2 separate regions of the Homo sapiens genome follow, and region 1 is linked to region 2. A link is an interaction called in ENCODE POLR2A ChIA-PET data of the cell type or tissue named here. Cell type or tissue: PC-9. All regions are shown on one strand.

What was found. Peaks named below come from ENCODE experiments on the same cell type or tissue, not always from the same donor. Only the 100,000 strongest peaks of a DNase experiment are listed, where the experiment ranks them.
Region 1: POLR2A ChIA-PET joins it to region 2 with 14 read pairs; 3 of 35 experiments call an interaction of 5 or more read pairs at or near these places.

The regions. Positions count from the first base shown.
Region 1 is chr6:33,423,860-33,428,859 of GRCh38, forward strand. It overlaps SYNGAP1 (synaptic Ras GTPase activating protein 1), which reads left to right. Exons shown (of 19, transcript NM_006772.3): 3 at 1,939-2,044. Among named protein-coding and RNA genes, the nearest start is that of SYNGAP1, 6.3 kb to the left of the region's middle. RefSeq lists an enhancer at 1,521-2,063. In PC-9, CTCF peaks have their summits at 2,254 (motif pointing left) and 4,787; a DNase peak (open chromatin) is centred at 1,982; H3K4me3 peaks cover 3,123 bases; H3K27ac peaks cover 1,277 bases.
Region 2 is chr6:33,136,212-33,141,211 of GRCh38, forward strand. It overlaps LOC105375021 (a long non-coding RNA gene), which reads right to left. Exons shown (of 5, transcript NR_190905.1): 2 at 3,416-3,538. Among named protein-coding and RNA genes, the nearest start is that of HCG24, 4.6 kb to the right of the region's middle. In PC-9, no CTCF peak of the experiment used is centred here; no DNase peak of the experiment used is centred here; H3K27me3 peaks cover 3,246 bases.

The DNA of each region.
Region 1 (5,000 bases), 290 kb after region 2:
TTCACACTGTCCATATTGTAGGATAGGTTAGAATGGGGAAGGGGAACTGAAGGGTTTGGAGAAGGGGTGAAGACATGGAAGGCCCTCCCAACCAAAGCAATCCTCAGGACCCCTCTCTGCTTTGCCCACTGAGCAAGACTCCCAGTCCTTTCTCCATCAGGGGGCAGAGTGCAAGAAGAGAAATTGCAGGACGCAGAGAAAAGGCAGGGGATAGAGGAGGTTTTAGGTAGCTGGAGGATACTGGGAAAGAAGACTGAGGTCAGTGGATCTTGGCATGATGGGGTGAAGACTGGGAGAGTGATTGAGATCAAGGTTTAGAGAGACACTGAGAGGGCTTCTGCAAGGGAGTGGTTGGACATCAGGAAGGAATATAAGGGAGGGGAACTGGGAGTATGTGGAGTTATCTAAAGGAGTACAAGTGGAGTAGGGGCAGGGACTAGCCAGAGTAAAGGAGATGAAACGGACAGAGGCCTCTTATGGGAGGTGGTGGCCAGGTATGGAGATCTGAGAGCCAGGGAAGTGTGGGTTCTGATTTGGGAGCTGGGTCAGCAGGAGTGTCCATTGGAGGAAATAGAGGATAAAAACTGGAATGGTGCCCCACAAGTGTGAGTCAGGGAATGGGGGTGATTTGGGGGACAAGCTTTAAAAAATGGTAGGGTAGCCTGGAAAACCAAACGTGGTGAGAGATGGACCCTGAAAGTTATTGGGAATGGTGTGATGAGGAAGGGTTAGAATTTGAGTCAGGGCTAACTAGAGTGTCAAGGGACCTATGGGGGCAGGTGAGAGTGTGGAGAGATGGCTGGGTAGACAGCTTCCAGGCCACAGAGTAAAGTAGAGGTGTTAAGGAGAGGATATGGTGACTTTGAAAGGAGAGGTGGCTTGGGGAGTCTAAGTTTTGGACACCATTGGGAGACATTTGAGTGACTGTGGTCAAACCCCTAGATCAAGGTTTGGAGTCTGTAGGAGAAATGGGGGAAACTGGAACCCAGAGTGGGGACTGTTATAGGGATGAAGAGGGAAGACAATGGATTGGGGTAATGAAGGAATGACAGAGATAGGGACAGACTGAAGGGACCAGTGGCCAGCAAGTTGAGGGGCAATAGGAATGGCCGGTCTGGAGCAGGAAGGGCGTGTGTGTGGGAGGAGGAGTAGATAGAATTGGGAAAATGAGCAGCCTGAACAGACGCAGGGAGTTGGAATTGGATGGGTGGTGGAACTGGGGCTGGGGGATAGTGAGGGGTCTGTTCCTGTGGCTCTTTGTAGAGGTGGAGGAGACTGCAGGGGTGGAGGTGTATGGAGGTAGGGATGGAGGTGGACAGGGGGAGCTGGGTGTGAAGCTTAGGGAAAGGTGATGGCTGAGGGGAAGAAGGGAACTGAGAGATGCTGGGTCGGGTGATGGAAGGAGATGAAAGGTGGGGGAAGGTGACCAGGCCCTCTGGCGGGAGGGGAGGTTGGGTCCCAGTCTGGCCGCAAGCCGGGCCGTGGGAGGGAGACAAGCTGTGGATCCTGATTATAAATGCAGCTTCTGCTACCCCCGTGACAGGCTCGGAGGGAGAGAAGGGGGTAAGGGAGGTGGGAGGTTGGGAGGAAAGCAGGGAGAATGGAGGAACTGAAGGTCAAGGGAAAACTGGATTCAGGAAGTAGCTAACTTCTGAGGAGTTGCAGAAGAGCTGAGTAGGGTTTGGGAGAATTCTCCGGAAGGTGTTTCAAGACAAATGGAGGGAGAAAAGAGGGTGGGACGGCAAAGAATGAGAGAGAGAGACTGGGGGAGAGAAGGGAGAGATCCAGTCACCAAGTGTGGAGGGGCCGGGGCAGAAAAAGTGGGCAGGCTTAGGGGGAAAAGGAGGCCCGCCCTTCCTGGGAGGAGGCGGAGGGGGGAAGAGGGAGGGGAGGGGCGGCGTGGGCCAGGGAGGTCTGACACACCCCCACCTCCCCTAGATACACCCCCTACTGATCCGGGACCGGAGGAGCGAGTCCAGTCGCAACAAACTGCTGAGACGCACAGTCTCCGTGCCGGTGGAGGGGCGGCCCCACGGCGAGCATGGTACGGCGGCCGAGCAGGCTCTCATGACCCGGACAGGCGCGGGGAGAGGGCTGAAGATGGACCGGGCTGGCGGGGCGGGGGCGTCGGGGAGCGGCGGGAGCTGGCCGGGGGCGGGAGAAGGCGGAGACAAAGTCTTGCTTCCCGAGGGGAGATGGCGCCCTCCTCTGGAAGGTGGAGCGGGACAGGGGCTGTGGGTGAGAGGCCCCTGTGGGTCCTCGCTCGGCTTCGCTCCCTTTCTCCTCTCCAGCAGTGAAGTTTGACTATTTTCCTGGTGCTTGTAAAAATAGTCTCCTTAGATCTTTAGCTTCCAGTCCGTGTGTTCCTGCCCCTGCCCCTCCCAGCCCCTGGTCTGGGATCTTGGAAAGAATGACCTAGTTCCTGCCCTCCCCCCAGACCTCTTCCCCACCCCTATGCTCCTGATTCTTCTTCCGGACCTTCAGTCCTTGAGGTCTCCTTTTATTACCCCCTGTTTTCTCCTCTCATCAGCTGCTTCTATTTTCTGCAATTGTATCACCCTTTCTCTTTCCTCCCTGATTTCTCTTATTTTCTGTACCCCTCTTGATTACCCCGTCCCTCCCCTCTGCTCCCGGCGAAAGTCCATCAGACTCCCATCTCATCTCCTTTCTGTCTGTAGAGCTATCTGCGCGGTCTGTCTCTCCAACTCTCTCCCTCTCTCCATCTGTCTCTTCCCCTCCCTCCCCCTTTCTGCCCCCCCAACCCCCTCTTTAGTCATTTAAAAAAAGATTTTTGTCTTCCTGAGAAGTTCGCTTAAAAGGTTTCCATGGGAACAGTGAGGGGAGATGAAGGCAGAGAACAGAGATCTGCAGCCAAGGTGCAGAGAGACGCCCTCAGCCCCCGGAAACCCCCTCGTCACTGCCCCCTTCCACTTCATTTCCCTTCCCGGACCTAGCGATCCAGGTTCCCCATTCCTCCAACCCCCAGGTGACCCCTTTTTCCCACCAGCTCCCCCTCCCTTCAGGAATTCAAGCTACCAGTTTCTCTCCCTTAGAGAGCCAGTGACCTGTCCCCATCCTTTGGCTCCTTCCAGCCTTCTGATAGGTCCAGGCCCTACTAGCCTTGTGGGCCGGTTTGGGGACCTTGGGTGGGTGGGTGGGTGGTCAGGGATGTGTGTCATTGTCATGGAAACCCCATACCATCGGGGTGTGTGGGTAGCACATCTCTGTGAGGCAAAGTCAGGTGGTGGTGGAGTGTATACAGAGAATGTGTGTGATGTCTGTCACATCTGTGTGTATATGTATATGTGTGTATGTCATGTTCATGTCTGGGGAAGATGTGTGTGTTTGTGTGCATGTGTGTACACCTGCGTTTCCAGGCCAGAATGGTCACATGCTCACAGAGCATGTTTATCATGTGTCCTGTGGTTGGCAGATCTGCCCACTTATTCCCCATCTTTCTCCTTATCCTGAGTCCTCAGGGTCTAGGGGTCTCTGGCGGGGGTCTCCCGTGTGTTTTGGGTGGGGACACCGTGTGTGTTTGGAGTTGAGGTGGCATGTGGAGGTTGCTGTATTGGGGTTCAGTAGGGGCTGGGAGGGGTTCCAGGGGCATATGTATTTGGGGGGAGGGCTTAGTGAAAGTTGATGGGGGTGAACGTTTAGGGTCTTCAGGCAGACATGGAATGTGTAAAGGGCATGGAGGATGTGCAGTGGACATAGGGGTCGTTGGGACCTTGGGGACTTGGCAATGCCAAGGTGTTTGCTGAGGCTGTGGACTCTCCAGCCCGGGAGAGGTCGCCGGACCTTTGAGGGGCATTGGAATCCTGGGCTCCTCCTCTGCTGGGTGGAGCCGCGAACCCTCGTTCTCTCCGCGGTTTTGTGTGTGTGGGGGGGTCCTGCTCAGGAGGGGATGGTGGGTGGCCTGGTTTGTTTTGGGGGTCCCCTTGCCCCCCTCCCCCGTCTCTCTCGCGCTGTCTCCGGGCGACAGGGCTCGTGACAGAGGCGGCCACGGCAGCAGCGGTCGCCTAGCAACGGCGGCGGGGCCCGGGCAACGGCGGCAGCGGCGGGAGCGGCGGCGGAGGGAGCCGTTCCCGCGGCCGTCACCGCGCGGCCGTCCCGGCCGTCCCGGGCCCCGCCGCCGCCCCCACCGCGCCGGGCGGCGCGAGCCGGGCCGTACCGCCCCCTCTCCCTCCGCACCCCGCCCTTCCCCCGCGCAGGGGCGGGGCCCCTCCCCCACCGGGGACACCCCTGGCCCCCCCGGGGGGCGGTGCGAGGTAAGGGCGGGGCCGGGCGGACTAGGAGCGCGCGTAGAGGGGGGGGCGCCGCGCGCGTGGGGCGGGGGCGCGCGTGTGCGTGGGCGCGGGGAGGGGGGTGGGGAAGCCGCGGTGGCGGCGGCGGCGGCGGCAGCTGCTCCCTCCGCATGTTCTCGCTGCATCTTCCGAGTGGGGGGAGTTATGGTAACCGGAGGGGGACAGCGGAGGACGGGAGGGTCGGGGACCGGCCTCGTGCGGACAGGGTCTTGAGCACGCGGGGGCGGCCGGTGTGTGTGGGATCTTGGAGCCCCTGGTGGAAGGGGCAGCCCGTGTGTCCGCGTGTGTGTTCGTGCCCATGCTCGTGTCTCCTGTGTGTCGGTGCCATGTGCACACGGGGGCCCAGTTCCTCGTGCACACATGTGCAGCCATCCTTGTGCAAGTGTGTCCTGTCTTATCTTGCCTCTGCCTGTTTCCTGCCTAGGGGGCTGTTGGGCCAGCCACGGGCTTGTGGGGCAGTCCGCGGCCTTGCTGGTCCATGTCACCTCTGACCCTGAGCATGCATATCCCTGGCTGGGGCTCACCTCCTGTCAGGCTTCTGTGTGTGGGAATGTGTGGCCCTATGAGCAGGATTTTCTGTGTCCCTGGTGGCAGGTGTGTGTCTTTGCATGTGTGTTCCAGCACTGGCCTGAGTATCTGTGTCAATCCCAGCATGGGTGTCCAGGGCGTGTCTGGATGTGGGTGGTGTGGCTG
Region 2 (5,000 bases):
AGGTAATCTCCCAGGTGAAACCAATAAGCTTTAACAAGGTTATGACTTAACCACAAGTGTACGAAGTATTTTCAAAAAGGTAGCAAGCAATTTTTACAAACTCTAGAATTTCCAAACGTAGCTCAGAGAAAGGAAAATTCAAGACGAGAGTCAGAAGTTGTTCATGAGGGGAAGAGAATCAGCAAATAGCAAAGATCAGAAAGATATCAAACCAAACAGGTCTCATTCCCTGAGCTGGAATTGAACCCTGCCTGGCTGCCATCATAAGATGGCAAAGCTTAGCCACTAAGCTACACCGTTGGTGGTTTCCATTGTTCCTCCCAGAAGGAGGAGCCTAAGAGCAGCCAATTTTCAGCTTGCAAAGGCTTTTAACTGCTCAAGATAATTTTTAGAGCTAACTATGACATGAACTCCAAAATTCCTGTCCTCCAGAGGGTGGAGACCAAAAGAAAGTACCATCATGTGATTATAAGGTCAAGCTCCCAATGACATAAAACAAGATGACAGGGAAACCTTATCCAGTGTTTTTTTGTTTCAGGGACCCGCAGTTTGTAACTGACCAGTTTGCCAGGCTGGCTTGAACAGCAGACTTCTGGGAGTCCTAGGCCCACATTTTATCCTATTTAACCCCTTTTATGACCAAATGACACAGAAAGACCAATTCATAGCACAAAGTACACCAGGTTTGCTACAGCTTAAGATTGGCTCACAAATACCTTTTTTTTTTTTTTTTTTTTTTTGAGACGGAGTCTCGCTGTCGCCCAGGCTGGAGTACAGTGGCGCGATCTCGGCTCACTGCAAGTTCCACCTCCCGGGTTCACGCCATTCTCCTGCCTCAGCCTCCCGAGTAGCTGGGACTACAGGCGCCCGCCACCTCGCCCGGCTAATTTTTTGTATTTTTAGTAGAGACTGGGTTTCACTGTGTTAGCCAGGTTGGTCTTGATCTCCTGACCTCGTGATCCACCCGCCTCGGCCACCCAAAGTGCTGGGATTACAGGCGTGAGCCACCGCACCCAGCCTCACAAATCCTTTTTATCATTAATTAAAACTTTGCAGAGGAGACAGTGATTTTTACTACTCCTACAACCGTTTCCACACAGAGAGAGGCCAGAAGCCTGACTGCTAAGAAATTCTTACCCTTTTGCCAGCATGCCAGGCTTCTGGGTTCCCTCTTTCTGAGTGGCCCTAGCGACCCTGTTAGCTGCACATAGCCTGGGGGCCAAGCCACAACACAAAGGAAAATCATCTTTTCTGATTTCAGGGAACCATAGGCAAAAGCCTCTCAATTTTGTAAGATGCTGCCCAAGAGATTGCATGAGGGAACTGAATTAACATTTTCCCTTCCAGCCACAGCAAAATACATGTGACAAAACATAGACATTAGCCACTCTGCTTAGTGCCCAATATTGAACTGGTAAGGCTTAAACTTGCCCCTGGTGGGGCTCTGCTATCTTTAATCTATTCAAAGTGGGGTGGAATGGCCTCCAGCCAGAAGTTTCAACATGTGATCTCTAGACAAGATATAATAGAAAGCTGGAAAAAGGAGGCCGGGCGTGGTGGCTCACGCCTGTAATCCCAGCACTTTGGGAGGCCGAGGTGGGCAGATCACGAGGTCAGGAGATCGAGACCATTCTGGCTAAGACGGTGAAACTCCGTCTCTACTAAAAATACAAAAAAAAAAAAAATTAGCCAGGCGTGGTGGCGGGCGCCTGTGGTCCCAGCTACTCCGGAGGCTGAGGCAGGAGAATGGCATGACCCTCGGAGGCAGAGCTTGCAGTGAGCCGAGATCGCACCACTGCACTCCAGGCTGGGTGACATAGCAAGACTCCGTTTCAAAAAAAAAAAAAAAAGAAAGATAGAAAAAGGAAAGAAGAGAAAGAGAGAAAGAAAAGCATTGTCTGCAGCAGGGTGGGGAAGGCAAAGAGTTCAGGGAGGACAGAGAAGGACCCACCTATTGCAGTGACACTAAATTAAAAGTTCAGGGCCAGGTGCGGTGGCTCATGCCTTTAATCACAGCACTTTGGGAGGCCAAGGTGGGCGGATCACCTGAAGTCAGGAGTTCGAGACCAGCCTGACCAACATGGTGAAACCCTGTCTCTACTAAACACAAAAAATTAGCCAGGCATGGTGGTGGGCGCCCGTAATCCCAGCTACTCGGGAGGCTGAAGCAGAAGAATCACTTGAACCCAGGAGGCGGAGGTTGCAGTGAGCTGAGATTGTGCCACCGCACTCCAGCCTGGGAGACAGAGTGAGACTCCGTTTCAAAAAAAAAAAAAGTTCAGGCAGCTGCTTGTCAGTCATGAAGGATCTTTTCCAGCCATCTCATCAGCTCTCAAGTTTCCTGCTTTGGGGAGAAAAAAGTTCCCCATGTCCCATGATCCTGTACATGCCTAATCCTGTCACACACAGCCATCAGCAAAAAGCGCAAGGCAGATTTAATTTTTTAAATCAATTAGTTGTTTAAGCTTTTTAATTCTTTTTTGTAAAGTCTTTAAATGCAAATATTGAAATTTTTTAGAAGCTTCTGCATATCAATAGGCATCCCTACATGAGACTGTACATGAGACTAATTTGGGAGCCCTCATTTTCAAATGCACTTCAGTGCAGTGTTGTTCTTTTGGAATGTTCTACTGCAAGTTATCTTTAGTAAAAAAAAAAAAAAAAATTTTATTTGAGACACAGTCTCTGTCACCCAGGCTGGAGTGCAGTATTATGATCTCAGCTCATGGCAGCCTCCACCTCCTGGGTTCAAGTGATTCTTGTGCCTCAGCCTCCCGAGTAGCTGGAATTACAGGCACATGCCACCATGCCTGGCTAATTTTTTTTTTTAATTTTTAGTACAGACAGGGTTTCACAGTGTTGGCCAGCCTGGTCTCAAACTCCTAGCCTCAAGCAATCTACCCACCTTGGCCTCCCAAAGTGCTGGGATTACAGGTGTGAGCCACCACGCCTGGACAATTTCTGTAAGGCGTTGCTCCTTCCAGGGCCTAATACTTATGCATGTATAATCCAGAAGGAACTCAGTTCTTCAGAAATTCAGTATCACATTTTTTACCTCAAATACTGGCTTTGCTCTCAGGTCCCTTGTTCAACTTAGCCAATGATTTTTTTTCCTACCTAAGTGCACAAGAAAAATAAAGGAGTAGAACATAAAAATCTCTGTGAATTTCCAAAAGCCAAATTTTACACCTTTGCAATATTGCCATTTAATACTGGTTTCTTTCTGATCCAGTTAGATGTAAGAGGTCTCTAACCGGATCCAAGCCAGTTAATTACTGGAGCCAATCCGATCCTGGACTCAGTTCAATTTCTTTCGCGACTTTCAAACCCAATCAGGATCAGAAATTTACTCAAAGAAACTCAGAGAGCTCAACACACAAATCTGTGGAGCTTCGGAATCTGCAAGAGAACTTACCACGATCCCCAGCTGCTCCGAGAGAGAAAGAGACACAATGGGCCTGGAGGGTACCTCGCTAGGTCACTCAGCACTTCTGGGGGTCATTAGAAGCTCTACTTCCAACCCCACTTCTGACACCACCTGATAAAAGAAAAACTTCAGCCGAATAAATTTTAAATGAGGTTAATTGCGCAATAAACAATTCACAAATCGGGCAGCCTCCCAAGCCAGAGTATGCTCAAAGTCTCCAGCACAGCTGCGTGGTGGAAGAAAGTTTATGGACAGAAAAAGAAAAGTAACATACAGAAAACAGAAGTGAGGTACAGAAACAGCCAGATTGGTTACAGCTCAATGTTTGCCTAACTTGAACACAGTTCAAACAGTTAGCTACATATGATTGGCCAAAACTCAGTGATTGGCACAAGTGTAGGCTATGGTCTGTTTACACCTCCACTTGTTATAGTTCATGATGTACAGAGAAACCTTTAGGCCAAACTTAAAATATGTAAGGAGGCAACTTTAGGCTAAACTTGATTTAACAGAGGAAATTATTTTACATATTGGGGAACTGACCACAGAAGTAAAGTAACTCACCCAAGTCACACAACTCCTGGTAGAAACAAAATTGCGTAGTCCCCCTACCCCATTCCCATAGGATCTCAGAACCCCTACAGGACCAGACATAAAAAATACTGATATAGCCACAGAGAAAGGCAGGGAAGTAGGGAGATGAAATAAAAATCTTTCAGGGAAAAAAATAATGAAGGACATGAAAAGACCTCCAGAGTAAGTCTTAGTGCTATTTATAGACTTCAAGTTATGTTCTTACTTTTAGAATAAAAATGGTACCTTATATAATTTTATCAAAACACTTTCATTTTAAGTCATAGTAAATTTAAAAATGTTGTCATGCACATAACATTCACAAAATGTTCTTGTTGAATGTATATTTTCAAGTGTAGTTCTACCTGGAAATAAAAGTTGTTGCATTTGAAACACCTATGGGATAGTATCTTAGCTTTACCTGATGTATAAGACGCAGCAAAAGGTTGACAACAAAAAAGTCTATTACTATTACAGTAAAAGAATAAAGATGAGAGAGCATGGAGTCCAGCCTGGAAGAGGAAGTGAGGCGAAATGACACTGCATGGTTGTTGGTCCTAAGCAAGGATTTCCCCTCCAAGCCCAACACGGGGAAAACCAGTCCTCTCCTTGGATGCGTCAAGTGACGGCAAGTTCAGTGTCACACACGGATGTTGAGGGTCCTCCACTGAGTTTATGGGCTAGAGAATTACTCACCTACAGAAACGAAGCCCAAAGAAAAAACAGATGAAAAACATGATATACAAGCTGTGCTACAGAGATGTCGTTTGTTCACCTTAGGTTACTTTGTTTTTATTATATTCACAAAGCCTAAAACTAAAGGTCCGTGCATTTTAAAGCAAATTCCACCTTCAAATGTTAATTTTCATTCTGTTAAATAAACACTCATTGTGAATTTTCACTCTTTAGGCACTAAGGATGTAACTCAGAAGACCTGGGCCTTGTCCTCAAGCTGCTTGAAATCCAAAATCCAAAGAGACAAAGAAAAGAAGATTGCTAC